Regions from separate parts of the Homo sapiens genome. Here regions 1, 3 and 4 are each linked to region 2. A link is a loop called in an ENCODE intact Hi-C map of the cell type or tissue named here. Cell type or tissue: OCI-LY7. All regions are shown on one strand. Each heading gives the region's core, and the rest is flanking DNA. Links, peaks and the distances in the headings are about the cores only.

Region 1 (8,147 bases), core at 1,828-6,827, 210 kb after region 2:
GGGAAAAAGTTTGTAAGTTATGAACACTTAAGAGGGATTACTGAATGTAAAATTACAAAAAGCACATCACTAATTACTATGTTTAGAAACTACACTATTAAAAGTTAGGATGAAAATAGCTGGAATTTAATGAGTCATCTGCTAATTATTCAGCTTATGGATTTCTAATGCCACTTACTTCTAGCCTTTCTGCTTTTCCTTAGGGAGTTTTTGGTGGTATTTTTACTGCCTTTTAACACCTCCAGAAACGACTCTATGCTTACAACTGACCATAAAATGTACATGTGGAGAGACACATGAAATATTATGACTCAGGATTCATGCTGTGTTACTGAGGTAAACCATGAGCAGTTTACACCACAGTTGAAGATTTTTCAGGGGCAAATGCAGAGTAGAAAGTAGTTAGAAATCTGCTGACTACCTGGCATGCTATCTATGGGAAGAAACGTAACTTATCAAAGTCAATGTACTCACTGAGGAAAGAGACAGGCTCCTCAGGTGCTAGATGTGTTCTATGGCTCCAACTCAGGGTTCTCAGCCATGATTGCACATTGGAATCACTTGGGCAGCTTTTAATCTCACTGATGTCCAGAGTCAACCCTGAAATTGAATCTGGGTCTCTGAGGATGGGCCCCAGGCAACGGTATTTTAAAAAAAACCTCTCAGGTGATTCTAATGTGCAGTCAGGGTTGAAAATATCCAATCTAGTCAATAAGAGGTGGCATTTACAAGTCTTACTGTGTGCACAGGACTGTGCAGAAAATCTCTTGCACATAAAGAAATTGATGCTTGGAGAGATGTTATTTGCTCAATGTCTTGCCTCAAAACAGTTTCACACCTAGTCTATTTAGCTTCAGAACCAGAGGCTTTTGAGCTTACTGTGAACATTAACCAAAGTAAGACATTGAATTCATGTCATAACTCAGAACACGCATGATAATGAAACACAAGTTTAACAAATAATACTTATTAAGTATGATGCATGCTGATATTTTAATTAAAATAATACTAGTCAAAACTTAGTAAAATGACTTCATGACTTGGAGTTTGAAAAACTTTTCTAAACCATGACAGTACAGGTTTCATTTCTGTTCCTGCAAGTGGCAAGATCTTTTTCCCATCAATGCCTTCTCATTTTGTTTGCTTTCTTGCTTGGAAAATCTTTCCTTTTTCCTCTGCATTTAAAAAAGACCATCTAATTGCTTCCTCGCTAGAAAGTGTTTCCAAGACTATTCCAGTCCATAGTGTCTCATTTTCTGATGCCTATTTTTAATACACGGAGATCATCCCACACTTTTTACACTAAATTATATGATATATTGTGATGTTCTGTAATTGTCTTATATCTTAGATAGTTATGTCTCTTTGAGGACAGTGACTACATTCTATGCTTTTGCTTCTATATCCTTCGAAATGTCTAGCAAAAGCACATGTGTGTTAGGGACATCACAGATACTAAAAAACAGCTATGTACCCTACACAAGTCAACCTTTGAGCTTTCATTTCTTTAGCTCTGAAATGAAAGGGATGTTTTAGGTTATTCTAAAGTCTCTTCCAGTTTATTAGTCTAAATTTCTATGATATATGAGGATTTCTATAAAATGCACAAATGAAGAAAAAAATACAAAACTTTTTTTTTTAGCAACTACTGTAAAAGAAAAGTTCTTGTGTGAGACAAAAAAAGCCTGAAATTTTTTGTCACTTTTTGGTAGGCAAAATAAACACCTTTTCAGAGAGAAAGATAACATCTTTCTCTCTGAAAAGATAAAGTTACTGAAGTTTAAAAACAAAGCTGGGCTCTTTGGCACTTGGATACTGAAATGTGATTATTCGTAGGCCACTTTTTTTTCCCCCAAGTTGAATATATATATATATATCAGGGAATTTCCATGAGCTCTTATCAAATTAAATTGATTGCATAACTAAAAAGGCCTAACAATGAATGTGGGCTTGAGGTACATGGAGGCAGGTTTATAATTTAGGGAAAAATAATTGAATACAATCATGGTTTATATATTGTTTGTTTGCAGGTGGTTTGTGAAATGTCACAAATGTCACTCAGGATCTTCTCAGTGGCTCTGAGGCCAAAGGATGTGGCTGGTTGGCTCAATTACTAGCACCTCCATGACCCATCAGCATTCTCATTCTTCTGATCCTGAGACTGTTGGTAAAGGAGCAGAGAGGTGGTCAGTCCCCTTGGTGACAGTGGTGGTGATGTGTGTATACTGGGGAATGGGGATTGTAGTGGGCATTTATAGTCTTTATCTACTCAACATTCTTTTGCCTTCTTTATTAACAACACTTTAATTTTCCTTTGGGAAACCTCTTTCTTTCTACTCGGTCCCTGTGGTTTGGGTATATATGAAGGGTACATACAATTATTTCCCTTGACCTTTTTGTAGATAAAGGCAAATAACCCCAGCCTGGCAGTGTGCATTCCATCCCATAGTTACAATGGTTAGTTCAGAGATGAACGCAGGATCCACGTGGGTCTGGTGAGACATTCTTCAGCTTGCTTTCTTTCTGATGCGACTAATTGCTAAGGAGGTTGGATGTTAAGACTGGAGATGTAGGTCTTCCCTCTGTTTAGAGAAATAAAACCAGTGCAGTGAAAGCACAATGAAGACAGGGAGAGAAATTGAGTCCTGATGCTCTTTGAGTATCTGGAGTAAAAAGGATTTCTAAGAACGTGTGTGTGTGTGTGTGTGTGTGTGTGTGTGTGCGCGCGCCAGTTCTACTTATGGGATTTATAAACATATGAACCAATAAATTCCAATGCCCTTTGCTGCAGGTTTTGCTAACTCAGTTTGAGTTGTGTGCTGGCCACATCCAACTATCCTGACTTCACTTTTGCTCGCTGATAATCTCCTTTCCCATCTTAAAAGTTTGGTCCAGGCAAGACCATGTCTCCTGCTTTTATTGAGCCCAGGGCTTATTTCGTCTCCATCTGGTTACAGAAGTTTCTTCAACCTTTTGTATAGTCTCCTCTTGCCTTATTCTTCTACAAGTTCAACACAAGTGCTTCTTTCACAGCTGTAGGTGGCAGGAGGCAAAGAACTGAGATGTTCTGGTTCAGTCTCAGGGTAGTGATATGCAAGTGCCTTTGTGTGAATGAGGAAATGCCACTCTCTCCGAGCTTGGTGCTAGGACTGGTGCTCTGGAACCCAGGCTAGATCTTAACTCCAAATTGCCTGCCCACCTCCTCAGACAGAGGACACAGTGCAGAGTACAAACTGCACAACACTATACTGAAGTCCCATAGGTCCAAGAAGCAAGGGTTGGAACTATGAGGTAGAAAAACAAGTCCGTGGACAGTAGCAACCCTCTGCTGCTCATGCCCACTGCTGCTGTGGTCTCTTCCTAGGGTGACGATAGCTGCTGATGCTGGGAGCCTCCTGGGCATCACCACCTGAGGCTGTGGCCTCAGTAATGATCACATATGTTGATAATAGCTGAAAATATCACTTGTCACTGAAAGCAGCATTTTCCACTGTCTCAAGATGATACTTTTTCTGGGGGGTCTTCCTGAGTTGTTTGGCATCTTTACAGCCCATGTGTTGATGAAAGTGAATCGTTTTAGAAATCCAGTGGGAGGCCAGCTGGGGATTGGCCATTGGAAGAGAACAGAGCACCGGGTAAAGGAGGATACCTGGCAATTCTCCCATGCCACACATCAGGGACACCTTCAAGCATTGGTCTAGGGGCCCCAGCTGGCTTTTAGTTATTTCAGTCTTCTGGACGCCTGCGTGAGACCCTCATCATTGTGTTGGAAATGAGGAAGAATAACCAAAGAAGAAACGCGAGTAGCCTCGGGGAACGCAAATCCACTGGGCAGTAGCCACTGGAGGTGCACTCTGGGGGCCCGTGGGAGCGGGAAACCAGGACCCTAAAAGGACTGCCAGGGATTAGGGGCGGGGCGACCGTCTGGGAGCGAGGCGCGGGGTGCAGGGCGCAGGCCAACGACGAGGGTTGCCCCAGTGCCGGGTGGGCGCACTTGCGGTACCCTCGATGCCTTTGCCCAGGCGGAGGAACGATGCGACCTGAGCATAGAGGGGTTCAGGGCAGGGAGCGGTCGAAAGGGGCCGGCGATCCGCCCTGGGGCAGCTCGGGCGTGGCCTCCAGGGATCTCTCCGTCTCTACTTGCCTCCTCCCTCTTTACTTGCCTCCTCCCTCTTTACTTGCCCCCTCCCTTTTTACTTGCCTCCTCCCTCTTTCTCTTCTCTCACTCACCTCCCGGTCTAAAACCGGGGCCGGCGCCTTTAAGAGGGAGCGTTGGTTACCCTGGGGGCGGGAACCCCTCGGCGGCTCGCGAGGCGGCGGCGCTCGTCCGCGATGCTCCTCACTTTCAGCTCCAGCTCCCGCCACCGCCGCCTGTATCGCCGCCGCCGCCACCACCTCCTCTTCGTTGTCCTCCTTCCTCCTCCGCCTGGCAGCGTTGTTCTCTGCAGCGGAGGAGAGAAGTGCTATGTCAGGAAAGTTCCGGGAGGGACTACATGGAGCCATGCTCCCTGGGCTCTTCCGCGGGCGCCCGCGCGCTGCCCTTCGCTTGAGGTGAGGTGAGGCTCGGGATCCCCGGCCCGCGATCCCCGGCCCGCGGGACAGGTAGCCGCTCGGGGCGGGGAGCGCTTGCATCCGCTGCGCTGGGCAGGGCGAGCAGTTTGGCGGAGTGCGGGGAGGAATGAGGCTGGAGAGACCGAAGTTGTGCCGGAGAAGCTTGGGTTTTCGGGAGGGTTTTTGCAGCTGGACTGGAGTTATTTCGGTCGGCGCCACACGGTGGGGACCCGGCGGGGACTCGGTTTCTCCCGGGCCGCCCGCCCCCCTCCCCTGCCCGTCTGAGCGGTTAGGCCTTCTAGGAAAACGGTCGGCTGCAGAGGGGCACCCCATGCCGGCTCCTTTCCTGCTGGGCTGTTCTGGTTGAGAATTCAGTGCTGGGAGTGAGAGGAAGGAGATGAGCTCCACTTGAACTTTTACACGGTGGTCTCGCTGCTTGAGGGCTGAAATTTACCTTGTTTGCGAGAGCGAAAGGTCCTTTCGCGCTCCAACAGTTAAGAGAGGTTCCCTCTTCCATGTGGTTCAGCTTGCGGCGCTGTGTGTTGCATCCTTGGCCGGTTTTCAACGTCGCCCTGATTTCAGTCTTTTCTCCTCTGCCCCTTTTCGGAAACATTCTTCTTTTTAATAATAAAATATGTTGTGGAGGCTCAGAGTGCTTAAAAAAAAAATCCAACAACATATCTTTATGAAAATTTCCCCCAGGGCTTGCCCAAATTTTCAAAGAGATCGTTTAGTCTTGGATGAGACTGAGTCTCGACACTTAGGGAATACAGGCATCCCTATAGTAGCATGCAGGTTTTTAGTGAGGTAGGATGAAGTTTAAACCATATGTTTTTAAAATAGGATTTCTCTTTGTTTATTGGGTGAGCTTGTTTTTCATTATGTCTTAGATTAAGAAGCCTTCAACCAGTTCTAGGAGTAGTGTTTCTAAGAATCATGGATAAAAACCTCATGTTTCTTGCATAAGCTGATACTGCTTCAGACATTCTAATCCATTGACGAGGTATGTAATACGTGTTTCATTTAATGAAACCTAACATAAAAGTACATTTATTGCAGACGTGGATAAGTTTTTTTTCCCACGTGTCCCGTGGGTAAAGGAAGCCCCATTTTCTCACACCCCTAGGTCTCTGCCACACCTCTATTCCTGTTTGCCTTATTCACTCACATTGCCAACTACAAATCTAAGGTGCTGATGAAAAGTCCCTATATTTTGTAAAATGTTGCATAGCCAAAATTTTAGTGACATAATTGATTACATCAATTATGAGCATTCAGATCATTTTGAACAATAAAAACAGAATGTGGGAGCTTATTTAAATAAAAGAGTGCCTTGACGTATTTCTGGTATATGCGTTACGTACAATTTTGTGTGTGAAAAGTATACTACCAAGGCAGACGGGATAGTGTAGGAAACATATTGTTTGTAATGGGAAGTTTTCGAAGAAAATCATCCCAGAATAACCAGTAATACTGTAAAATTTTGTTTGGGATATAGATTTTTATCTCTAAGTACAGTTTTGTCACTTTGCTGTAAAGTATACCAGTACCGAAACTCAAAAAAAGAACCCACCATCTCAAGCATTTTCTGAAAATTTCAGCAAGCTGAACATTCTTGGAGAAAAATTTGCTTAGGAAAAATAAACATAACTAAAACCCCTATGTAGTTACTGTTTTACCTTAAGTTTGCTGGACTGCAAGCAAGAAAGTAAGAATTTAGTGTTCCTAAGTGGATGTGACTTAGTTCCTAGAGTTACTTGAGCACCTTGAGATTTTGTTTATGGTTTATTTAATTTGGGTTGATTGTTTTGTGAATGAGTATTTTGGAAATGATACACACAGAGGTGGATTTGTATATGTATATATCCATATCACACATATATCTATATTTATGTATCCATACTATATATAGTATAACTATATATACCATATCTGTATATGCTATTGAGTATATAAAAAACATGAAAACCATTTAGGGACCTAATAATACATGTGCACCAGGAACAGTAGGTCTAAAATATCAGCTAAAAATAGTTATTGCTAGGGCTTGTCATCTTTTCAGCATTTTAGTCAATATCAGTTAAGTTAAAAAGCACTGGTTTTCAGTATGTTCTCGAACTCTTAACAAGGCTTGGATCAGGGAACCATATCCTAACCACATTTATCTATTCAAATGGATTGAATTACCCTGCCAATGGATAATTGAACCAGGCATTTCTTAAGCTTCAATAGGCAAATTCTAGGTAAAATTTAGTTTGTCAATATAGTGTTTTCTTCTTTTAATACTTCAAAAATAACCTTTAGGACATTCTTCATAGATCTGGGATTTAGAGAGTAGACCTCAAAGGCATGAGAGGCAAACCTTGGGGAAGTTCTGGTACTCCAATTTGTGAAATGATGTCTTAAGCACTTGATTTGAGAGAGGGACCCATTAATGCTTGGAAAAACAATATGTATAAATACAGTGCTCCAGTTACTACAAGCAAAACTATTTCATTCACCTTTGTTATGTTTGTTACCACATTTCACAGCTGAAGCTGCTATATTTCAGCTTATGTATGAAAATTAGAAATGAAATGAAGTAATCTGTTAGGCGGTTTTTTTTTCTTTAATTTGCTAGCTGTTTACCAGAAATGTGTTTATATTTGCTGCAAATCACCTTTACTTTGTTGCAGGTGGCACTTTTTCCTTTTTTTTTTTGCAACTATGACATATGTATATTTAGGATGAGTTCTTAGTGTTTCCTTGAAGACACATGAATGAGTTTCACAGAGTTTATGTTGCATTTCTTCAACTTTCAAAACACAACATTTGAGATGTTTGACTACCAGCCTGAGATCATAGATCTTAAGAGCTGATGTGATCCTGGTCAGTTATAGTTTCAATTTCCGGGGAATTTTCTGTTTAAGGTTAGATGTGCCCTCAATTTGAACTAGATGATCCACAAAATTGGTACTTTTGCAACCACAAAACATGAGAACATTCCAAATGATTTGAAGTGTGGGCAGCCCAACATGCTTTAGGATTTGGTTGGCTTGAGGCGGTATGCCATGCTTGTAAAAATGGTTTCTGAAGCTGACAGCAAGCTGTTTCAGGCTTTAAGTTTGACACATAGGATAAAATGCATTCTAGCCTCTGCACCAGTAAATATGGACAAGATTTGTATCCACTTCTGTTTGTATGACAGAAGATTCAGAAAACTCAAGCGTGAAACTCTAGCTTAATACACAGGAAAGCTCATTCATGTTCATTATAAACATAATGAAGAGTTAGAAAAGTTGGATTTTAACACAGCTCTCGGGTCTTGGGGAATAGATGGTATATTTGCAGGTATGGGGGCAATCTAGTGGTCACCTATTGAAATTAATAATAGGGTTATTATTATCAGCATTTCCTTTGAGTGATATGCTAAAGAATTACATCTTCCCAGATACAATTTAGAAAAACCCCCAGCCAGATACTGTACCAATCACCTGGCATATATATTAATTGATTCTTAGATCATTTTCAAATTCTTAACATCATTTTCAATTTAAACCTTTATGTGTTATTATAGTTATAAGCTTTACATACCTTTTAGGGTTTTTGAGCAAAGC
Region 2 (8,147 bases), core at 1,886-6,885:
GGATGGTTTTTATGAAGTATACAAAAATAAAATATTCACAAGTTAACTTAGAGTATTCAATACATTCAAATTATGCCTTCATTTGAATGTTCTCATCATTATTTTACTCAAATGGAATATAACTTCCAATATAAATCATCTTAAAAGTACTGTTTAGCAAATTATTTATCCTGATATTAATTACAATTTGACCATATATTTTTGCTATCATGTTGCTTTCTTTTTAAAAAACTTAAGTTAGAATTGTAAAACTCCCATATACTGCTGCTTCATACAAATACTGAATACTTCCAGCAGAGGGCTCAAGAATTCTATTTTAAGGAAAAAAGAATTCCTTATTATGAATATTTAAGGAAAAGTGAAAGAAAAGAAAGAAAATAAGATGTTTTGTAGTCTATGCATACATTATGTGTAGTCTATGTATTTTGTAGTGTATGTGTAGTATATGCACAGACTACAAAATATCTATGTATGAATGCATAGTATATAAATAAAAATGCATAGTATATAAATAAAAGGCATAGTACACAATAAATTTATTTAATACATTTATTATATACTATGCATATAAATGCATAGTATATAAATTAAAAAAAACAAATGTACTTATATCTTACCTAATTCCAGAAAAGAAGTTGAAGTAAATTACAATCACAAAATCTTTATAAAATCACATAGACATATGGGCATCTGAAGAAAATGGGCATCCGAAGAAAGCAGAAAGATAACATATAACATGTAAGTAAGTGAGAATTTGAAGTGAAAATATTTTTTTACTTTTAGTCTTATTAATAATTTTATAAAAATTTGGGTTGTGTTTTTTCATTTTCAAAGATAAAGTAATTTCTTTTTATAGAATTTGCAGTATCCTTATATTTAGTGCTGAAACAAGGAGGAAAAAAATTTGGGAAATGTGTGGAATGATTTATTTATGGAGCAAGCTGGGAATTTGGAGGCACTTCATTTTCATAGGCAGAGCTAATGGGCTGTAGCATTCATGCCTACAACTAACATTAAGATCCCTCTGGGATTCCAAAAATGTTCAGAAAGAGGTCTCAAATCTTTTTATTCAGTCTAGTTACTTATTATCTTCTCTGCCTCATTTCAAAAAGGATCTGAGGCATCAATACAAGCATTTAAATATTAAGAATAAAAATAACTCAAAGCAAGAGAAAAGAGGAAACAATATGAGGTCAGGAGAGAATGTGTGTGCGTGTGTGTGTGTGTGTGTGTATCCATCCTCATAACTATTATAAGTGGGTCACAATGTGGCTCTATGCTTCCTAGCATCAAAACTGAAAAAGAAATGTAACCTAATGCAAGATTAAAAGGTGAAAATACTAAGGAGATTTCTAGATTCTCCAGACCCTGAGATGTAATGGAAATTTCCCAGCAGACATTAAGAGGGTTATTGAATGATTTGCTTGATAATACTTCTAATAATACCATCAGAAGTTTATATTATAGAACATTGCATAAAAAGTGAAGGTTAATAAAGAGATTATTTAAGACCCAGACATCCAGTTTTCTGGTTTTCTGGCTTGATCTAGGTATAAAATTTAAAATATTTAAGAAGTCCTTCTCAATCGAGTCAATACTACCTTCTCAGGGAAATTCGGAAATTTGCGGGGATATTTCTGGTCCTCCCAGGAGGGTGGGCAATATTGGCCTTTATTGGGCAGTGGCTGGGAGGCTAGATGCCAGGCAACACACAGGGCGGTCACCAACCATGAGGACTGACCTACAGCCTGCACGCCGGAATGCCCTGCTGGGTGTGCAAAGAAGTGAAACATTTGTTTACACAGATTGAAGCCCCGAACCTAACTCTGTTTTACATATAAACACATTCTTTGATGTTCTGTGTCAGAATACATTGGCTTTTCCAGGAATGCTACGCCCATAAAAACAAAGAGAAGACTGTTACTTTGTTTTGTTTAGAATTGTATAATACCAAGAGTTGTTCATTATTTTGGAAAATCATGTCACATGCCACCTGGGATCTGTCCTTGTGGTATCTGAGTTGACAGTACAACATTCATTCACCAGTCTGCATCTGCATGTGCATCTGCTGTCCCAATCATGGTGATTCTCCCTATGGGGGCAGACAGGAGACTACTTCATTATGTCTTTTGGAAGGGTTGTACCCCAGCATGTACACACTGAAATATAAAGGATTTTAAACACAAACTTCTTTCGTTTGTTCTTTTACATATGGTTAGGAAATTCTATTGGTGCTTAGAGTAATTTGTGTAAGTATGTTATATTGTCTAGGAATTTCATTTTAGGATAGTAAAGGTGGCCTTTTTATATTAAGGACTGACAGTTGAGGTTGAGAACCACCAAGCCAGATGAATAGACTGCATATCTTCTGGGGATCCTTTATGTGTAAAATTTCTCCTAAATGAACTTCTAGTAAGAGTTGTCCAGAAAACAGGATAAGGCTGGAGCACAATTGTTCTTTTTTTCTCAATAAGAGAAAAAGTTCATGTGCTTTAAAAATCCATCAATAGGCTGATATCTTCTTATGAAATTTAAGGAACTAACCAAGACTCCCCACTATATAAATGATTAACTTCCCTCCACTAAGATGATTTGAGGGAGCACCTAAAGGAAGGATCGAAATTTCTTTAGGAAATGATTCTGAGTGCAGTCAACACTCAGAAATTCACATGATCAAGAAGGAACAAAGTTGTAATGATTTCTGTGCTGTTTACCCACCATGGCAAAGTAAAAATCTCAGATGCACACCATGGATTATGAAATATGTAGCAATGGAACTTTCTGTTGAAACATTCAGAAGAAACAGGTGCACAGAAGTGCAAAACCCACTGAGTTAACTAGGAGGGTTGATCTACTGTTTGGAGTTACTGGATACTCGCCATTTCTACTTTGGAGAATGTCAGAGAAAGACTGTTTATTGCCCCACCTATGACAATAAAACCATTATCAAGAGCAAAAAGGAAATATTTCTTTTTCTATTCCCAATACTGGCAATGGGGTAGGGTGGGAGGTGCTGAGAGTTGGAAGGAGAATGGAGGAAAGAACAACAAATCCAGCTCATTTGAATGGATTTTTACACAAGGGAGATATGGTTAAAACACAGAAGGGGCCACACTCATCCTTGTCATCTATATTATCTAAGATATCTGGAGACCCTCACAGTGTTATCAGTGTGCATGATCTGTACATACGACCTCAGGCACCTTAGCCCACAGTGGGTTCCTCAGCACAGAATTGGTGCCAGAAAAGATTATAAATGCTGTAAGAATATTGTTCAAACACATGTGTTTTTTGTTTGTTTGTTTGTTTGTTTGAGATGGAGTTTTGCTCTTGTTGCCCAGGCTGGAGTGCAGTGGCATGATCTCGGCTCACTGCAGCCTCCACTTCCCGAGTTCAAGCGGTTCTCCTGCCTCAGCCTCCTGAGTAGCTGGGATTACAGATGTCCACCGCCACACCTGGCTATTTTTTTTATTTTTAGTAGAGATGGGGTTTTGCCATGTTGGCCAGGCTGGTCTCAAACTCCTGACCACAGGTGATCTGCCCACCTCGGCCTCCCAAAGTGCTGGGATTACAGGCATGAGCCACTGCGTCCAGCCCACATTGTGTTTTCATTAGGTGACTGAGTTTAATAATATTCCAAAGGAAAATGTCTGTGCCTGAAATGTGACTATTACTCAAGTAGAATGCTAGATTAATGTAATAGAGTCTGCCCCTATTTTTGTTATTTCACTCCGGATGGCTTTCAAGCCCCACCTTTCCCTATTTTCCTGCTTGCCTTACATCTGAGCAAAGGTTTAAAAAAGCCTGAAAACTCTCTCCAAAATACACAAGCCCTACCTGCGGGTAGCCCTTGCCCCTGCCCCACAATAAAAGCCAAAGCCAGCCATACCTCCATGCTCTCTCAAGCCATTTTTGCACCTGCTTAGGAGTCACCCTGCTCTCTCCAGAAAGCCTCATTATGTGAGGAATAAACCTTTTCACATCCTGTTGGGGTGTGTGGCATTATCAGTCTCAACATCCAAATCAGATTTTGGGTTGGGGGGTTGCGCATTCTATTTCTGCCAAGTGACAGCAAGAAAATGAAGACATAAATTTATAAATTATTTGGGAAAACAGGAATACATTTTTCAAAAATCAAAACATACTGAATTGGAAAGCTGATCTTAGAAGGGTGGCCACAGTTAAACTTCTTTGCACAGAGACATTTTAGACATGAATCTGCTGAACGAATGGCTTTATGATTCTTGCAGCACAAACTAGACTCTGAGCACATTCTGACTGGATAGCACAGAGAAATTTAATAAAGGAGAACAGACTGGCGTGAAGCAAAGACTGTCACTTAGAATTGGCCCTGCCCTACAGGTGGGAGGCCCTCCTACATGACCTGACTGTGAATCAGCTGTTCTCTGTGAGAAAGAGACAGGTCTTGGGACCAACAAAGCTGTTCATATTTTATGACTTCACTGTCAAACAGGAAGCAGACTAATCTGCTTGTTTGTTTCAATAATGCACTGATAAAAGAGAAAATCTACCCCAAGGCAAATAACTAGTTTCAAAAGATCTAAAAAAGCAAAAAAGTAACTGATGAAATTCAAACTTCCTCTTTTGTTTCACACTTCTCAAACTTTCCATGTCAACACTCCAGTTATGGACTCTGGCATAGCTCTGACAAGAAGGTAAGGAGAAATGTCACTTTCTGCAAAATTCAAAATAAAGTAGTTCCCCCCCGCCCCCCGTTATCGACGGTTTCGCTTTCTACGGTTTCAGTTACCCATGGTAAACTGCAGTCCAAAAACATTAAATAGAAAATTCTAGAAATAAACGATTCATGAGTTTTAAATTATGCACCATTCTGAGTGGCATGATGCAATCTCCCACCATCCCACTCTGTCCTACCAAGACATGAATCATTCCTTTGTTCAGCATATCCTCATTGTAGATGCTCTCTGCCTGTTAGTAACCTAGTAGCCCTCTGGGTTATCAGACCACTGTGGCAGTATCTCAGTGCTTGTGTTTATTTTACTTAATAATGGCCCCAAGGTACAAGAGAAGTGATGCTGGTGTATTGTTATAATTGTTCTACTTTATTGTTAGTAATTGTTGTTAATCTTATTGTGCCTAATTTATAAACTAAATTTTATGACAGGTGTGTATGGATAGGAAAAAAACATAGTATATATAGGGTTTGGTACTTATCTGAGGTTTCAGGCATCCACTGGGGTCTTGGAATATAGCCCCAGCAGGTAAGGAAGGGATGCTATATTCTTCCTTAAAATGTGGATTTCACTGTGTACCCTCCAGAGTGCAAGGCACAGTGGAGGTGCCTCAGGGCCTTTTACTTGCCAGGTAGGTACTGCCAGCTAAAGAAAGGATTGGGAAGCTAAAATATTTAAACCACTGAATAGTCTTAACACTACTCCTGAGAGAAACATTTTAAAAATTTTCTCCCATGTTTGCTCCATGTGCTACTATTTAGCTCAATTGGGTTATATTTATAAGTAAATCCGACAGAGACTTTCTCCATATAAATGGATACTTCTACCCCTGAAGGGATGGTCCATGAGAAAGCAGATCCAATTAAGATTCCTGTCACTCTGCTGCCTGGCCTGATGCTCAGGTCTCCCGAGAAAAGTATTCTGCTGTGGGGAATACAGTTTCAATGATCATCAAAATGTAATGCACAGTGTTTGCATTATCAGGGCTATATAAAAAAAGTCATGTGAACTTATTAGGGAACCAAATGACAATCAAAAAAACAAAGTTACTATGGTGAGACCTCTGACTGAATGAATATTTTTAAAGTAATTTTTCCCTTAACAGAGTATGATAGTTTTCTTGATTGCCAAAAGGCTTCAAAATAAGAACAGTAATGGTGATACAATATTTCCTTGTAAAGATCGTATTGAAGCATTCTCTGGGTCAGAGAAATGTATTTAGGGTGACTATCCCCCAAGAGATGGGTTCTTCTATGATTTTCAGAAGCCAAGGGCTGGAGTTACTGAATAATAAAGAGAAATGCAAGGGAACACAGATCCCAAGGCATCCTTCTTCAGAAGCCCGGATATGACATAATTGGTTCACAGCTGACAGAGTTAGCAGTGCCTGGAAGTGGAGAATTGTAAAGGGGACTATAAACGTCACTATCATTTGGTGCAGAGTTTATCTCTCCACTGGGTTTCTGGAACCTCTTCATCAGTCTCCAAGGGACAGAAAAGGAGGAGAGCTCTCCGGAAATTAAGAGGAAGCTAACTAGGTTTCAACCCTTCCTCCACTACATGTAAGGTATTTATCACAGTGCTTGGCATATAGTGTATATTCCTTGACATCATCATAGCCAGAGTGTTAAACAATAAACTTTATTGTGGTTCGCAGTCCTATTTGCTTCCATTTCGGTCCTAAGGTACTCAAATTTCTAAAGGCTTATCCCAAGGCCTTTGGTGCTGGAAGTTCTACTTTCCAAGCAGGGCTCTTCTTTTTATAAAAGGGTCTTGATGTTTTCTGCTCTTCACTGTCAGGCTGGGTTTTTTGGTTTTTGCTTTTTGATTTTCTAAAAACACCTGCCTGCTCCTGGGTGGCTGACCTCTTGTCTAGTTTGGACTGGGATCCATCTCCCAGGCAACATTTCCATCAGAGTATTTCTCTTCCTTCTTCCTCATACCTCTTCTACTCAGGACTGGTCTGAAACATGAAAAAACTTGGCCACAGTTTCAAAGTGAGGAGAGTAAGGGAGGCCAGAGTAACAGGATGGGCCCTCTTGCCCACCAGTGTAACTGGAGTTTGTATTTTCTTAGATTCACTTTGTCCTTTTCTCTCTAAGGCAGATCTGCCCAGAGTCAGTTTATGTCACCATTTGCTTCCAACCTTGCTCCCAAAACAAGCCCTGCAGAGCAAGAGCAGCCTGGCCTCTATGCCCTCCACCATTGGTTCTGCTGTAATAATGGCCTCCATGCATGGCTGTGCAAGGACACCCATGAAGACTGCACTGCATCCCAAGGTCTATTCAAGCAGTGTCCCAAACACAGTGTGCCCAGAAGAAGGGCATATTTCTCATTAGTGCAAAGGCAGAGTGAATGCTTATGCAGCCCTGTTTGCTACTTGATAGGAAATGCATGCATTTTCAGAATATGTATTAATATTAAGAGGAAAATTTGCTTTTTCTTTAAAATTTCCTGGATGAAATCTGTAGGCCAATTTTAAGAAGGCTACACTTTAGAGCAATGTGTAGGAGGAACACGCACACATCTTGTTACACTTAGAGGCATTCATTCATCACTCCCACTCTATACTTCCAATTTCTCTCCAAGACAGCAACAATTTTCAGACACTTAAAATACGTACATTTCATACTATGCATATTACAACTGACTAAACATATAATCAACTGTTAGAAATAGCTATAGGCAGATACACTCGATGTTAACCCTGAATTTTTACAAATCTATATACATATCACGGATAAAGACTACATGTCAGTGAATGTCCCTAATACTAAATAACAGTTAAGAAACTGAAGAATTATGCTTTCACTCACATTCCTATGCTCCAACCTTTTTGCTTAATGTTAATGTCGACTCCATAGTAAGAGAAAGCAGCTGTTCAACAATCTCAAGTAAACTGCAACTTCATTCTTTTTGCCATCAGCTGTGTCCATGTCTCAAAGGGAAAATAGATTTATTACAAATTAAAGATGTTTCAGAACCAAACTTTCTTGGATGTTGTTCAAGAAAGGCTGTAGAGGTATCAACTTCTACTCTGTGGCAAAGAGTGATCACATAGGGAGAACAAGTCTAAGCCCTCATGGACTGACTTGAAAAGGCACAGTTTCCAAGTTTAGAAAACCACCAAGATAGTGGACTCTGTAAATGCCCAAACACTTTTCTGCCTCCTTCAACAAAGTATAACAAAGTATAACTTAATCTTTTCTTAATGACAGATTATAATAAAAAACGAACAACAGACTTGAAATTAGTAGGACTCGGTTTGACTAATTGGGCCAAAATATATGAGAGAATGATCTTAGTCAATTCACTGCATTTCCCTGGGCCTGTCATCTTTCAAGTGGGGTCACAGCATTCCTTAGAGCTGTTTTAAAGATTAGTTTAAACAGCACGCATAAAGTGCCTAGTGCTGTCCCCTGGCTTTTTCAG
Region 3 (8,147 bases), core at 1,191-6,190, 440 kb after region 2:
AGAATGCTGCTTCCTGGCCCTGTGTCCATCTGGAACTATCCACTGTAGGAAAGTTACACCTATGCCACCCAACCAGATTCACAGCCAAATTCTGCCATAATCAACAGAAGAAGGCAGAATGCTAATATGCAAGTCAGGTATTTTTGGAAACAGATAAGGTTGTCTAAGCCAGATAAGACAATACAGTGTAGCATAGTGGAAAGAAGGTATAGGTTGTGAAGTCAGAGATATCTAAGTATGAATACATTTCCCCTTTTTCTCTATATGACTTTAAGTTTTCTTAGCTGCAAAATGAAGATAAAAGGAAATAAATGTATGCTTCCTAGTTTGATGTCCAATGTTGTAATGAGTTTTAGTTTTCTTCTTTCCCCTCATTTTTCTGTGCTTAGTTGTACTTAGAATATGTCCTGGGGTTATACGGTTTGGGACACTATTTCTAGAAAGCATAACCAAATAGAGGATTTTGTCTAATCATTCAGCCATCCTAACGTGATGGCCTTATTACCTTGCTCAGAGCCAGCTTCAGCTTTTGTTGAATCTGGCCAATGAAGCCACGTTATCACGTGATTGGTTTCTAAGAGCTTTGTCAGCCTCCTCCACTTTAACTTGGGCCTCACTTGAACCATACTGTTTCTTTAAAAAGTAGTCGAATTTGAATCTTCGGTGAGGGTCTGATCTCTGTCTCCTTAATGTGATTCCAGGGTATAGTTCAAGAAATTGATTTTGAGAAGTTACATTAAAGGAGAAAATGTTAGGGTTTGGGAAGAGGTTGAGATGCCCTAGGCTTGGGTCTTTATTTATTTCATGTTTTCTCCCAGTAATCTTAGTGCTATTATTTGCTTATCATCCATGGAGTGAGGCTAAAAGAGTTATGTAATTCATATGTAATTTCCAAATACTCCATTTGGAATGGTGAAGTGAAAGGGTGAATAGCATTCTATTTCAGATACATTCTTCTTAAATAGGATAATGAACTTTTGTTTCCATCCTAACAAACTTATTTGATGTCTTCATATATAATTTAGTAGTTCATACAGAAAATTGCATCAAATTTCTCTACTTTCCTTGATTAAATTTATAGCTTGCTTATCTATGATGCTATCAACATTACTTCCTAATAAATGTAAATTAATTATGTACTACTTAATTCCCTTAATGTTATTCAAAACATTAATAAGCTGACTGCAAGAGTAATGTTCTGTATATACATAAATTATGCTGTTCATAAAACTAATTATTACATGTCTAGCATTTTGATGCTCATGAGTTTTTCTTAATTTTATTAGTAAGCCTTGTACAAGTGGCAAATATAAAAGCAATTCTTCCGGAATTTTACAAATAAGAAAAAGTAGAAGCATCTGGCAACTTTAAGAAAGGGCTGAACCAACATGTGAGATGTATGTAAACTGTTCCAAAAGGAATATGTTTACTCCCTTAGGTCATGAGGGTTGTTTGCAGTAAGAAAGCCATTCATGAAGCAGGTCTTTGACACCTGTGTTATCTGGTTTCATAGGTTTCTGACAAGTCAGTAGAATAAGAGCTGGCATTTGTTGAGTGCTTGACTGTGTGCCAATTACTATTCTAAGTCCTTTATGTGTGTTACCGTATACAGCCCTCACCTTACCTTCATGGGGTCAGATATTAGCATCAGCCCCACTTTGCAGACAAAAACTGAGAAGTGAGAAGTTTAACCGCTTGCCCCAGGTCACCCAGCTAGTAAGCAGCAGATCTAAGATTTAAGCACAGGCCAGGGCCATCTGTCTTTAGAGTCTCTGCTTTTAACCTCATGAAACTAAGTTTGAGTTTATCTTTGGTAAAGAATATGATCAGGAACATCAGCATCACTCTCTGAAGAAGCCACAACATTTGAAATTCCTTTTCCTTGAAATAAACAGAGATGGAAGAAAGCCAACCTGCTCAACTGCTTGTTTTATAAATAAGGCAAATGAAGGCCCCCCACCCCTGAGGTGAGTTAGTCACCCATGGTGACACAGCAGTGGGGGCAGGGAGGACCAAGTCTTTTGCTCCTCAGTCCAGAGCACCTTTCACTGCATCAAGCAGCTTCATTTATCCCTGATAGTTTAAGAGGTTAATCCTATCTCAAAGGAGGAGAAAATATGGTAGCTATATCTGGAGTTTGTTCAAATGAAGCAGTTCAATGTGATGGGTTTTAAAAATTACACTTGGTGATTTATGGGTAGATTTCTCAGAGCTTTTTAAAAAAATAATTGATTAATCTTAATTGACAAATAAAAATTGTACATATATTATATAACATGTTTTTGTATATGTATGCATTGTGGAATGGCTAAATCAAGGCAATTAACATATCTATTACCTTATCATATGCTTTTTTGTGTGTGTGGTGAGAACATTTAAAAATCTATTCTCTTAGCAATTTTCAAGTATATAATACATAGTTGTTAACTATAGTCACTATGTTGTACAATAGATCTTGAAATTATTTCCCCTGTTTAACTGAAATTGTGTATCCTTTGACCAAGAATACCTAGCTTTTAAAGTGACATAATAATCAGATTAATGCCAATTTTCCGAAGACGTGTGACAATATCAGAATTCCCAATGGTACATCAGTTCAAATAGCTCAATTTTAAAGAAGCAGTACTTCAGGGCCTATAGATATTTAACAATTAGATGAAGAAATAGTAAAGTGAGTTGTAAGTTTTTGCAGGCATTTCAGCCTCTGGTGTCTCAATCACAAAGTTAAAAAAAAGATTAAGATAGTTATTAGACATTTCCTGTGGACTGATGAGTCTAAATTAAATATATAATATTTAGATTACTTTTGGGTAAAATTTAGATTACTTTTGGGTCAGATTATTTACTTTTGATCATCCTCATGTTTTTGTGCAGAACAACGTTGTTTTTCCATCTCAACTTTAAAAAGCTGGGCCCAGTGATTGATCTGGAACAATCTATGAAAAAAATCACTTAGGCACATGAATCTGTGATATACCAGAATTGAAACTCAAGTTCAGGGCTTGTGTAGGCTTTTTGCAGATCAGTATTAGCCATCTGGATCTCCAGAGAATTTTGAAACTTATTTTGAGTTGTTAATTTCCTTATTTTCTCATTGAAGTCCCCTTTTTTTTTCTGTCCCAATTCAAGATAAGTGTTGTTATAAAATAAATGGACTGTGATTGCAGATTTTACTTGGGAGATTCTGGAGCTCCAGGTATTGTTGGATATCTGAAAGTCCCATTTTCTAACTAAAATCAGTGGAGATCTCTTGGCTATAGGAATTGTCAAATTTGTAGAAGGCAGGAGAGCAGGGTAATTAAAAGCATGGACCCTGGAGCCGAGTGGTGTGGGATTGCTAAGGCAAGTTCTTGCAAGGGCCAGGGAGGTGATCTAGCTGAGTGATGCAGACAGGGTGCAAGGGACAGAGAGGGCATGCCCCATGCAATTGGACAGCCACGAGTTCCATATGATGGTGACCCTGCTGGGGAATGTGGAGGCAGTCTGCTCACCCAATGGCAGGCTCTTCCTCTACTTTTAGCTGCAGAGATGGATTTTACATTAGTTATTTCCAAACATGTTCAGGCCAAACATCAACAGCCTGCTTGCCAGATGTAGCCCGTGAGCCAGTGTGAGATCCTGACACAGATGGTGCTCCATATAGACAAATAAGACCATGCTGTTTTTTTCTGGTGACACCCTCCCTCCCTTTGCAAGTCAGTGAAAGCCTGCCAAGGTGGGGTTTGCTGTGAAACTTTTTCTTTTGGTTGGAAAGTGCATGAAGACTCAACTTTTATTTTGCCACATATTTGAAGATGAAGAAGGAGGAAAGGGATAAAATGATCTTTAATTCTATGGTATATGAACAACTAAAAATTGAAATATGTTCTAAGAATACTAGGAATAGAAAGTAGATATACAGTTCTGACACATTATTAAGTGATTATAAATTGCCAGAAAGAATAGCTGCTGAGTTTCTCAAGTGTCATGCTAGTTTCAGTTCCTTTATTATAGGATTAGCATTTTAAAAGTGTCTCTGAGGAAAAGATGTATTTCTTTTTACCTTGAAAACCTCTTTAACATGGATTGATTTATCATTATGTTATTTTCAAATCATGTCACATTTTTTTTTCAGTAAAATGCTATCTTGTTTTCTTTCATCTACTCATAAACACACTTCATAATTGCAAGTGAATAGAGAAAAGAGAGTAATACATTTGTTAGAAGCATCTTAAAATGAAGTTTAATTAATTACTGACCTATGCTACCTTAATTATTACAGCTTCAGATGTTCTATACAATAGTGGAATTTAATTAAAACCTTCCTAACTAAAGGATGCTTGGTCCTATTTTAGAATTAAGCAGGATTTTGATTTATTAGTACTCTTCTCCTCCCACTCAAAACTTAATGAGGCTGCAAGCAGATCTCCTCGTGAAGGCCTGCACTAACCTCTCAGCTCATCCTGTTCTCCTCCTTCCTTGAATGTTAGAGTCAGTACCATTAGGTTTAGTATGTAGTTACCTTCACAGAGTATAGTCACCCAAATTATACTCTTGTACTTTCCTTGAGGAATCCATGTAATATTTATACTCATATATATGCACCCACTTGTGTTTATCTCAAAAGGAAATATAAAGGAAAGCTTCCCATTTTTTAATTGCTTTTCCTAAATTAACTAGATAGTGTTTCATAAAGTCATAACTGTCTCATGGCATGATCATATTGAACTGAAGAACTCACCACTAATGGGTTTGGAACAGGCTACACACTTGTTGGCATAAAGATGGTTGTAGCAGTCCACGCAGAATGGATAGTCGTCTCTGGACATGAACTGTTCTTCACAGAGATCTTTCCTACAGCCACTACACAGAAAACACTCTTTATGCCATAGCTGGTCACAAAATGTTATCCCACCTGAAGTTATCACCTGCCAAAGACCACAGAAAAGGCAATGACCATGGGAGCCATTACAATTCAGATCATTTCATGATTCTTTTGAGATCCTAGTATCTCTGGGGAGAAAAGGAAGCAAAAAGAAAAAAAAAAGATCATTTCATGTCTTCTATGCCACAACTGGTGCTTTTGGCTACTCTATTTTCACCTTATGTTAGGATGTTCTTTTCCTCAAAAAGTCATTAAAAATTAATAATATGAGAAGCCAAAGGCTATAGGAATTAATTAGAAGTAGAAAGAAATGGAAATTATTGTATATTTTTCTCCTACAATGAAATAGAACAGAGGCAGGGCCATATTGGACTCAGGAAGATGGGGGAGAAAAACCACACAGGTTCTTTTTTCACTTCCTCATACTTCTCTGAATTTTCTTAATTTTGGTTTTTAAAGATCTGCCGTTAGAGCTATTTTCTATACTATGTTCTTATAACTACCTGTCTAACTTTAGGGATGCTTAAAAGAATTCTTCTTTTTCCTGAATGCTTTACACCAGGTCCAAGAATATCCAACAGCAGTAATTCTGAATGGAATTGGTAAGCACCATTATTTGCTAATAACAACTACCATTTCTTAAGTGTTTTTTCAGTCCTTACCACCGTGCTAAGGATGATCTCTTCTGAATATTCTCAACACCTCTACATACTACAGACTATTATCTTTCCCTCTTTTCAGATGAGCAACTAGTGAGGGTTACAGTCATTAAGTTACTTGCCATGGCCATAGTGAGCTAGGATTCAAACCTGCATGGTCTGATTCCACAGCCTGTGTGCATCACCATCAGTGCCATACTGAGTCAAGGTTACCTTACACAGATAAGCAGTTGAAAATCCTTGTTGAATGAATGAATAAATGCCAAAGGAAAAAATAGTTGGAAAGCAATTCCAATATTGTATCTAGCAGTGGGGTGCTGTGGGAATTAGAACTCAATGGAATAAGCCCTGGTTGTACATTGAGCCTTAAGGTGTGATGTGCAGTGTTTTGCCTGAGATGTAATTAGTTCTGCATAAGATAATATTTTCTTTCTAAACCAATTTAATCCATGAATTCTACTTTTTAAAAGGCTGAGAAATCTTTAGTTAGAATCAGATGGATAAATCTTGGGCATTTTTTCTCATGTAACTATTTTTAAGCCACATCACCTTTTGAATTCACAGCTAATGAGCTCTTAGAATTGCTGTAGATACTGGAATGTGTTTTTGTAAGTGTTTTATAATGACTGAAGCAATGGGGTATCTGAGGTGGTTCCTATAACCTTTGTATCAAATTAACTAGGTAGTAAAAACTTAGAGCCTATTTTAAGCCGCCTCGTTGTTTACGAACTCAAAAATGTTATTTGTCTGTTACATAGACTTGTGAAAAAATTATTCTAAAGGTATTTTTAATCTTATAACAAATATCTTAGAAATTAAAGATATTTGATATGAAAGATATTTTCCTAGAGGGAAAAAAGCATACTATTCTGAATAAGTAAATGGGAAGCATAATGTTGTGATGGAAGTAAAGCAATTTAAAATACCTCCTACTGACTTCCAATGCCTTACAGCAGACACAGCAGAATTCATGATTCCTTTGATTTGTTTGGTCTGATGATTAGCAGGCAATGCTTAAAAGATCTGAAACTTGAAAAATGTATTCACAGCAAAATAAAACTTGATATATACACCAAAGACTGTTTAATTAGAGAGAAGAAATTCTGGAACATCAAAAATAGTTTGCTTGTGATTATATTCCTTTTGAAGAGGTAGGAAGGTAAGATAAAGTCTAATATCTAAGCTTGGTTTTCACCACTGATTGATCTCAGGATTTAGAACAAGTTTGTTCTGTGAAAAAGTGGGGGCAATAATGATTTTGCACTCATTATGTGACAGATGAAAAATCGAAGAAGACGTTTAACTCCTTTTGAACCTTGAGGAGTTTGAATTTGAAGCACTTGTAGTTTAAAATCATTTGCTTTCTGGCAGAAAATAAATCTTAGTTTAACAAAATAAAATCTATGGATTTTAAAGCTTAAAAGTTCTAACAGCCTGGTTGTCAAGTAGTTTTTCCTTTTTTTAAGAAAATATTTGGTCTTTGGTTTGGGTTGAAAAAAATTGTTTAGATTGGATCATCTTGATCAAAAACAAATCTAGCTTTTTAGAAAAGGACTTGTGGTTTTAAAAACTAAATAAAAAATAATCTGGCATGTCATAATCTGTCTACTACCCAATATAAATATTTTGTAAATTTTTGATGACTTCAAATCATATCCTAAATATAGTTACAGGCTCCAATAACCTGGGAAACATCAGCACTTGGCCCAGACAGTGCTCAGCATGGATGTACTAAAGAAGTTTCACTCTTGAATTGTTATAGCATTGAAAGAGTCTTCATTATTGTGTCTGATAAATGATTTTAGGATAATTCTCACAAATATCATTACTGTTTTAGTCTGTCTTTAAGAAATGCAGCCTAAAATTGGCCAACTCAGTTGTCTCTCAAAACAGTGAGATAAACCTATTCATTTTATTTCCAGCAAGATTTTATTTTCTTTAGTTTTTAAGTTTTGTATATTTTTTAGAGATAGGATCTCATTGTCACCCAGGCTGGAGTACAGTGGCTCAATCATAGCTCACTGCAGCCTTGAATTTCTGGGCCCAAGTGATCCTCCTGCCTCAGCCACCCAAGTAGCTGGGACTACAGGCACGTGTCACCATACTTGGCTAATTTTTAAACTTTTTTTTTTTTTTATACAGACAGGGTGTCACTATGTTGCCCAGGCTGGTCTTGAACTCCTGGCCTCAGGCAATCTTCCCACCTTGGCTTTCCAAAGTGTTGGGATTACAGACGTGAGCCACCATGCCCAGCTCCAGCATGTTTTTAAATGCCGTCATTGACCCTGGTAATTCTTTGGAGCTTCATATGTCATATGGCTTGATTGCTGCTTGTAAAGTCACCTTCTAAGCCAGTGTTTTGGTAGAGTAATGAAGGTCTCAGTCATAAGATTATTTTATGTCATGTGATCAATTGTAATTCTCAGCCATCAACATAGTGTAATTTAATAATGATAACTTAGCATAGTGTATTGCTGCCTCTTTAAATGCAGTAGTGGTATTGGTTATGTATGTTAAACAGTTAACTGCGTGTGTGTGTGTGTGTGTGTATGTGCATGTGTGTTCACATATGTGTGCATAGAAAGTGGTAGTGTGACTTCCAGCTGTCCAGATATACAAATGGG
Region 4 (8,147 bases), core at 1,603-6,602, 130 kb after region 2:
CGATTACATCTTTTATCATCTAATTTGCCAGAATCTTTTCCCATTTTTGAAAATCCATATATTTACCCACTCCAAATGAATTCATATAAAACGTGTATGCTTTTTCTATAGAAAAGTGATATCATGAGAGGAAATTATATACCAGCCATCAGACATTAAAAATGTAGACACATCATCATGGTTTATGGGTATTTATTGTGTGCCAGTCTCTGTATAGAGAATATAATACTTGGTTTGTCCCTTGACTTTATGTTCAGTCTTTAGAAGAATCAGTACTACATTCTCCAGATTCTCCTCTATGGCTACAACTCCTCTCCTAGTCTCCTTCCCAAATTTGTCTTCCTCCATCCCCTCCCACCCATCCGCAGTTGCATCCTCTGCTGCACTCCATCTTCCAGACCATAGTTCTTCCACAGCTTTCATCACTCGCTCAGCTACAGTAAGCTCATCAATATTAGGTATCACTAGCATCATCCTCTTAACCCACATTTCCAACAGACTGTCTGGTGGAGACTCCCATCTTTCAATAGCTATAAGGATTTTCATTTAATATAATCATACCCAGCCATCAAGTTCCAGCACTAATCCCCCTACTACCTAGGGACTGACCTGATCTCCACAATCAGAACATTTAAAATTTTTTCCCTGTGTCTGAGCTTCTATGGAATCTTATATTTCCATTGTAACATTTAACACATAACTCCCTCAAAATCACAATTATGTACATGTCTATAACCTGCATTAGGTAACAGTTGAGAAGAAGGAATGTGAAAAGAGAAGAGCAGCTGAAGTTGCAAGATTTCTTTCATTGCTCCAATTGGACTTCACAGTCTTAGATCCTCCATCTGTAAAATGGAAATAAGATGCCCACTTTATAGAGTCATTGTGAAGCCGATATGGAAGTAGCTTGCTCACAGAAGAGCTCGAAAAGTGGACGCTGCCAGGAGCAGTGTGTTTGCTCTGAATCATTGAGGGCAGAGACGGTATCTCCATGCACTCAGCCAGGACTTTGTTAGAACATTACTAACACACACCTGCATAGCTCCTTACTAGAGGTGCAACATATTTCCATGAAAGGAAAACTGAAATGGCTTTATTTACTGTTAAGGCATCTTTCCAGAGGGGGATTTTGGAATAAGAGAACCATGAGAAGTCGCTGTTCAAATCTTTTGGCTTTTCCTTTTAACTACACCTCTCTGGATCCACCAAAGAGACAATGTAAATAAAATGACACTCCTCTCTGACTACTTACCTACTTCAGTGAAGTCCACTAGCATCTCTGTAGCTCTAGGAGAAACACGAGAAAATGGCAGCTTCTCAAGACGTATTTACCTCACTACAAGATAGTTATTAAAGGAGTAAACATTTTGTATACCAGGGTGCTGGGATTTAATGTCTCTGAGTTCCCACTTATGTTTTCATTCCTTTGGCATCTTGCAGTATTCAGTGGTGGGTTTTACCTAATTATCTAACACTTTAATCAGACATTTTCATTAAAGGCTCAGGATGCTCCATTTGCTGACCAATCCTACGTCTTCCTATAACAAGCACTCAACTGAGTTTTTCTCCACTTCTTGGCCTTATGGCAAGAAAAAAAACATTAAGCCAGGAACATAAGTTCTAAACTATATATGCTTTTGTTTCACCAGATTCAAAAATTCCTATTTTAGAGCACTTCATGGTCTTTTATTTTCTGAGATATAAGACAGAGATCTAGAAAACCTCAAAAAATTTTTGAACCTGTTTATTGAAAAACAAAGGTAGAGCATTTATTAGACTTTAATATTGAAATAAAAAACTGATCACTCACAATGATGGATGTATTTTTTCACATCAGTATTTTGTTAGAGAATACTAACTTATAATTGAGTGAGACATCAGTAATTATGGGTTGCTAACTAGCAGGCCACAGGCTAGATATGACCCAGATACAATTTTTAATGTGGTCCTTACAGTTTTTAAAATTAAGGATACCTCATAAAAAAAATCCAGAAGCTTCTGTTTTCCTTAAAAAACTGTCATGTTTTAGAGCCTGGACAGTAACAATCGGCTACAGTGGAGTGGGAGCTGCCTCCTTTACAGTGGTTTGCAAGTTCCAGAGGCCACAGTTCACACTCCACTCCCTACCCTCTCTCCCACGTGTCTTGTCTAGGCCTGCTCCACTCCTTTATCTCACTTGTCAGATCCCTGCACACATCTGAAACGCACACACAACTTTTTTTTAAAGGCAAGGAGACTGGATCCAGAAAGGGCTTCCCCATTCACTAGCTGTGACCTTCAGCAAGGTTTGAGTCTTGGGTTCCTCAGCTTTAAATGGAAGGTAATTTATTGGCCTCAAAGGGTTGTTGTGAGGATTAAAAAAGAAGTATATGAAAAGTGCTTTCTACACTGTAATGTAAAATGTTTGTCATCATTCATCTCCCAAAGCTCTGTGAATTGCATAAATCCCCTCTATCTACCTCTGTCATTATTTGGCTTACTTGCTCCTCACATTATTTATTACACTCTCTATGACAGAGTTTAAAATCTAAATTAGAAGAATTTGACTTATTTCCTTGGGTCATTTAACAAGAAGTAGAAAAGATGAACAAATATCCAAGGAAAACAAAATTAATTCTTGAATGCCAGTGGATCTTTACTGGGCCATTTGTTTGTGATGGAGGCATGAAATTCGTGCAAAGTGTAATTACTGGATTGCTGATGCCTTCAAGTACTGTGTTACAAGTTCACCCAATAGACACCCGAGACCTCAAAATAAAACAAAACTGACAGCCCAGGTATTAGGCTGACCTGTTCCATTGGCCTATCAGTGTTCCAGTAGAGGACCCAGTCCCATCAGAAAAAAAACAAAAAGCAAAAACCACTGCACTTTCATATAAGCTCTAGTAAGCCATGGCACACATTTTATATCTATCTCTATCTGTGTATAGAGATAGATCTAAAAATAATCAATAAGAGATTTTTTAAAAAACAGAATCTTCTCAGAAATGAGCAGAGGTGCAAAAAACTGCGCTTCAATACTGATGCAGGGGATATAAAAATGCTAGCAAAGATGTATGTCATGAATGCTACCTTCTTACGTTACGAATTCACAAACGTATTCCTGTTCTGGTCAATTTACAATAGAAGCTCATTCTTGTGTGGGGAAACACAATTAAATCATCTGCTTTTAATTTAAAATAATCACGACTAAGTGAACTGCAAAATAAAACTGGAAATAGAGGGGAAGAAGGGATCTAAACTGCAGTCATCTTTCTTTATAAGATCACCAAAATGGGAGTAAATTATGATTCAAGACACAATCCGTTGAAAAATTCATCTGACGAATCCTTTTTAAAGCATACCATATAGTGCAATTACGGCTTTTCTTGAAGTTGAATGAAACCGCCACCTGAATACAGATTAACAAATGCCAAATTACGAAAGGTCCTCAGTGTATATTTTATTTTAAATATCAAAATAAATAACGGCATCATTTAAGAAACCAGTTCTTTCAATAGATGTCCCACGGCTGATGTTTAAGCAAGTCTCCTTGGCAACCAAGGAGCACAGTACATATTGGGCTCAGGGGGAGGGAAGAAAGGGGGAGCGACTCCAGGGCTGGCAGCATAAGTAACCTGAGTAGTGGCTGCTCCCGTTAGACGACACGGGCAGAGGCTGCATGGGCTGCAAGCCCCTGAAATGTCAACTCCGGGTCTGCCCCCACTTGGCGCACCAGCAGCCTCCCACCCTCTTCCTCAGGTCTGCAGAACAGGTTACAAGGAGAGAGACTGGCTTACCCGATGGGGTGAGCGGTCTGCTGGGTTAGGTGCCAGAGACGGCAGCGCAGGCACCGGCCTCTCCTTGATGCACAATGGCTCTGCTTCGCCCCACGATGCTGAGGTTAACAGAACCCGCAGTAGCTTCGCTCTGCTGGTTCGGGGATGCAGTAGCGAAGACGAGCGTCCTAGCGTGTTTGTGTGTGCGAAAGTGTGTGTGTGTGTGTGTGTGTGTGTGTGTGTGTGCCTGCGTGCGTGTGTGCGCGCGACTGCCTGCGCGCTCCCGAACTGTCGCGCGGGGAAACTGCTCCCTAGTAAATAAAAAGCCCTAGCCAGCACTGCAGGTGGCACGTCCCGCTGACTCCGCCCCAGGCGGTCGCGTCAGACTGGAGACGCACCTTGGCACCCCCGGGGCGGGTTCAGACGCCACAGGGCTCCGCCCCCTCCCGCCTCCAGCTAGCCCGCGCGCTCCCTCCCCCTCCCCCGCGATCCCGCGCACATCCTTTCGCCACCCCGCGCGCAACGCCACCGCCCGCCGCCAGCGCGCTCGCTCCCCTGCCGCCCCCCGCCCCCGCCCCCGCCGTCGGCGAGCTGCCAGCGCGCGCCCGCCGGTCCCGGAAGTACCCTCCTCCACGCCGCCCTCCTCCTCGCTCTCCGGCACCTGCGTCGCCGGCCCCTGGGTCACATGCGCAGTCTGTAGCCACCACTGCGGCGACTGAGACCCGGGAACCCAGCCTGCTCGCCCCCAGACTCCTTTCCCAGGGCTGGCGGGCAATCTGAGCAAACAGACCCCGTGGCCCTAACTCGGTGTTCCAGGGAGTCCTTGCTCTGCTAACTTGTGAAGTTCAAGTTGCCTCTAGTCCTAGCGGCCCTACAGTGGCCCTCCTTAGGATAATACACTCTATGGTACTGACCAGAACAAATTCACAGTAACTTTAAGAAACGTCAGGGGAACCAACCCGCCAGAGGTGGACGAAATCCCCAAGCCTGAGAAATGAGAAAGGGTGTGATTACTGTGGTTACTACTAATTCAGCAATAAAACCGCAAACAGACAACAACCACAGAACCATACCATTAAATTCCAGGGCCTGGCACACTCAAGTGCCACTTCCGAGTCATTCAGGTCACTCCTGTGTAAAACATGCTGAGAAACTCACACTAAAGCAAAGTGGGTAATTTTAATAGGTAAGTATTCCACCACCGAATTGAAAACCTTAGTCCAACGTGGAGGTAAGACACCAGAAGCAGGAAGAGTGTAACTAAATTGGAGTAAACTGTATTTTGTAGAAGTTCAGGATTTAACTTACTGCAAAGATAGTATGTTAATCCTATTTCTTGCAGGTTTATGTTCTGCCACAGAGTTGGGCTAGGAACAGTGCCCTGATCTATTTTGAGGTGTCCTTAATGTTCTCATTGGTCTCAAATCAGTGGTTCAGCGATTATTTTCTACTTCTAGATCCACAGGATTTGGGGGTTTATTCGTTTGCTCCCTCTGGAGGTTATCTGTCTGGCTTGTAGTGCTTCATTTTCATGGTTTTGATATCTGGACGCTAGGATGCTGGGTACCTACTTATCTAGCAGTCCTGGACACAGCATAGGACAAGGGAAAGAATGACAAACAACTGACTACAAACATTAGGTGCAGTGTCATCCTAAGAATTTTTCATAAGCAACTTGATAGTTTTCATTGCGTTGTCTTCTATCAGAAAATCGAATATGAAAGCGTCTTTGAACCAAAAATATTGACAGTGACTGGTATCAATAAATAAAACAGTCCTTTAAGATCCCCAAGGTGTTTGTCACTAAAGTGAGAATACTTAAAATTTTAAGCCCATCTATATTGATTGGATTATCTGTTTAGAATAAATAGCAGCTATTTATTTAGTATAATTAAATAGAGCAAAGACTATAATTGCATTTACACAGGAAAAGAATATTTACACCACCAACTCACCATCTGTGTGACTATGGAAGAGTCTCTTACTGCCCAAGCTGAGTGTCTCAGGGTATCTCCTGGCCCTAGCACAATGTCTGCCACATAGTATCGGCTCACTAAATATTGTTCATTGACACATGGCGTTGAGGTTTAAATGGTAAATGCCTAGTAAAATGTCTAGTTCAGAGAGGGCAAGATTTTCCTAAATGGCTCCTTAGTATTGATTTAAAGTTTATATTTTGTCTTAAGTATTTTATTTCTCTAAAATAAGAGACATTAGTTTATTCAATAGCCACCAAAATTCAACACAAACATATGTTGCAGTTTACTCCACTCCTAGAGGAGCAACTAGGTGTTAGGCACCATTTCTCTCTTAGGTACCATTATATATAGTCTTTCTCCTTATTAAGAAAATGACTTAAAATAATACTTCCCAAAAGCTGTTTTTTGGAATACTTATTATTTGTTCAGCAATTTTTTGAGCTCCTAGAATGTGTTAGGTGGTATAATCCATGTAGGTCTTTTAGTTGTCAATAAATATACATTGTTCCTGTTTCAATCTAGTGATGTTATGAGGGATGAGCTGAAGAAGATTTTTTTTTTTTAAAGTGTGAGTCTTTGGTTGCAACTGAAAACTCTCTGCCTAATTTAGGCAAGAAGGAACTTAGTAGAAGGATATCAGGAGCTCTAAGAATTGATGGGAAGCCTAGCTAGATACCCAGGATAGAAAGCCAGCAGGAGAACTCCAGAGGGCACAGAAGCAGTGACAACAGGATAATATCAGGACAGGAATGTTATGAGATGGTGTCTTCCATTGCTGAAATGGGTGAGTCCCAATTGATTGCTCTTTGTACTCCCAGTTGTAGTCTGCAGCTTCCAGTTGTTTTAGCCTGGAGCATTGGCCTGTCCCTCAGTTGTGGTAGTGTGGGACCCCTGCTCATAGCCCCACTAGATATAAAAAGAAAAGTGGACACTGGGTGGCTGGAAAATAGCATATATTCACTATAGGAAATTGGGTGCCAGGTCAAATGAGTTGGGGAAACACTGAAAACTAGGTTCATGTCACATTGGTATATTAAAGACTGAGGTCTTACACGAAAGAAACCTCTTTCACTTTCTTAAACAAGTATCCTAGAGTTTGGTTGAGTAGGTAACACTTTTTTGTTTTTCTCAGCTTGCCTCTTAATATACTTTGATAAGCATCTTGGAACACAAGTTTCTGCAGCATTTTTTTCATCTATCATCAGCTTGTCCATGAGCCAAGATATAGGAGGGTAGCATAAATCTAGTGCTGTGAGTTTTTATAAAGTCTGTATTCTAACAGCTCTGGAAGAATCAGATTTGAAACTGTCTCTACACAGATCAGATTTCTAGCTAAAACTACATCATGAAAGAGAGCTATGTCATAGTTCTTTGTTCAATTCCTGATAGCTGCCTCCTCCCGAAGCAAGTAAGGAGGAAATTGTCATTCTTAATGCCAGTGTCGTGGTTTTCTGTCACAAACCAGTAGTGACATTAAGGAATCACTGAGCCATATTTCTAATTACTGTACTACTCAAGAGAACAGAGCAGCATTAATTATGCCAAAACCAAAATTGATTTTTGGCTGATGTTCTCTAGTTTTCAAGTGGATAACACAAAACAACTCTAGCTAACACTTAGCTTTACTCAATTACCTATGGGTACATTTTGTAGCTAATTCATCCTATTCATCAGGAGCCAGCGCCAGTGTAACTCAAAACTAGTGCCACAGGAAACTTTTTACTGTTAAACTATTTCATGTTTACATTTTCTCTGCCACATTCTGTGATATCAAATGCTGTTGTTGTTTTCAGTCTAATTCAACATAATCAACTAGTCACATGATGGGAGCTTTGTAAAAATTTACAGTGCTGAATAGAAAATAGCCCCTAACTGTAAGAAAGAATATCGTAATTACATAATTAAATAGGTTCAACAAAATATAAAGAGGATTCTTAGTCATCATTAAGATAAGGCAGATTTAAAAATAAATTGTAATTTTCATGTATCAGATTGGCAAAGATTATAAAAAGATTACAATACCTAGTGCTACAGAGAATATGGGTAAAGAAGAGCTTATGAGAATCCAAGTCAAAAAAATATTTTGGAAAACAACTTGTCAATATTTACATTCATTATTTTTTTCTTAAAAGCTCATACTTTTTGGTCCAGTAATTCCAATTCTAAGAATTCATCCTAGGGTTACCTCAAACAAAAGTTCAAAGACTTATGTGAAAGGATACTCATGATAGCTTGGTAATATTTGAGAGAGAAAAGGGGAGGGAGAAGGGAGAAGAGAGACAGGGACAGAGAGAACTAAAGGTCCATCAGTTGGGGACCAGTCAAATTATGAAGATACCAAGTAGCCATTTAAAAAACAGATTAGATCCTTGCAGACTGATATCAAAGCTATATCACTAAGTGAAAAATG

Evidence for each region. A loop is a pair of places that touch in the nucleus more often than their neighbours do. Peaks named below come from ENCODE experiments on the same cell type or tissue, not always from the same donor. Only the 100,000 strongest peaks of a DNase experiment are listed, where the experiment ranks them.
Region 1: a loop joins it to region 2, with 4 times the contacts of the local background. A loop is called at or near these places in 6 of 110 quality-filtered maps.
Region 3: a loop joins it to region 2, with 4 times the contacts of the local background. A loop is called at or near these places in 67 of 110 quality-filtered maps.
Region 4: a loop joins it to region 2, with 5 times the contacts of the local background. A loop is called at or near these places in 15 of 110 quality-filtered maps.

What each region holds. Positions count from the first base shown.
Region 1 is chr6:96,833,672-96,841,818 of GRCh38, reverse strand. It overlaps GPR63 (G protein-coupled receptor 63), which reads left to right and starts at 4,342. Exons shown (of 2, transcript NM_030784.4): 1 at 4,342-4,551. RefSeq lists a silencer at 4,783-4,832. In OCI-LY7, for the core only: no CTCF peak of the experiment used is centred there; DNase peaks (open chromatin) are centred at 4,298 and 4,568; H3K4me3 peaks cover 1,765 bases.
Region 2 is chr6:97,046,170-97,054,316 of GRCh38, reverse strand. All of the region lies in intron 4 of KLHL32 (kelch like family member 32), which reads right to left. Among named protein-coding and RNA genes, the nearest start is that of KLHL32, 130 kb to the right of the region's middle. RefSeq lists silencers at 4,309-4,368, 4,270-4,564 and an enhancer at 4,549-4,608. In OCI-LY7, for the core only: no CTCF peak of the experiment used is centred there; a DNase peak (open chromatin) is centred at 4,436; H3K4me3 peaks cover 1,727 bases; H3K27ac peaks cover 2,586 bases.
Region 3 is chr6:96,607,332-96,615,478 of GRCh38, reverse strand. FHL5 (four and a half LIM domains 5) reads right to left here. Exons shown (of 6, transcript NM_001322466.2): 5 at 4,721-4,907. Among named protein-coding and RNA genes, the nearest start is that of FHL5, 48 kb to the right of the region's middle. In OCI-LY7, for the core only: no CTCF peak of the experiment used is centred there; DNase peaks (open chromatin) are centred at 1,648, 3,688, 3,968 and 5,248; H3K4me3 peaks cover 3,686 bases; H3K27ac peaks cover 4,528 bases.
Region 4 is chr6:96,920,659-96,928,805 of GRCh38, reverse strand. KLHL32 (kelch like family member 32) reads right to left here and starts at 4,078. Exons shown (of 11, transcript NM_052904.4): 1 at 3,780-4,078. RefSeq lists a silencer at 4,042-4,351. In OCI-LY7, for the core only: no CTCF peak of the experiment used is centred there; a DNase peak (open chromatin) is centred at 4,175; H3K4me3 peaks cover 2,417 bases; H3K27ac peaks cover 1,422 bases.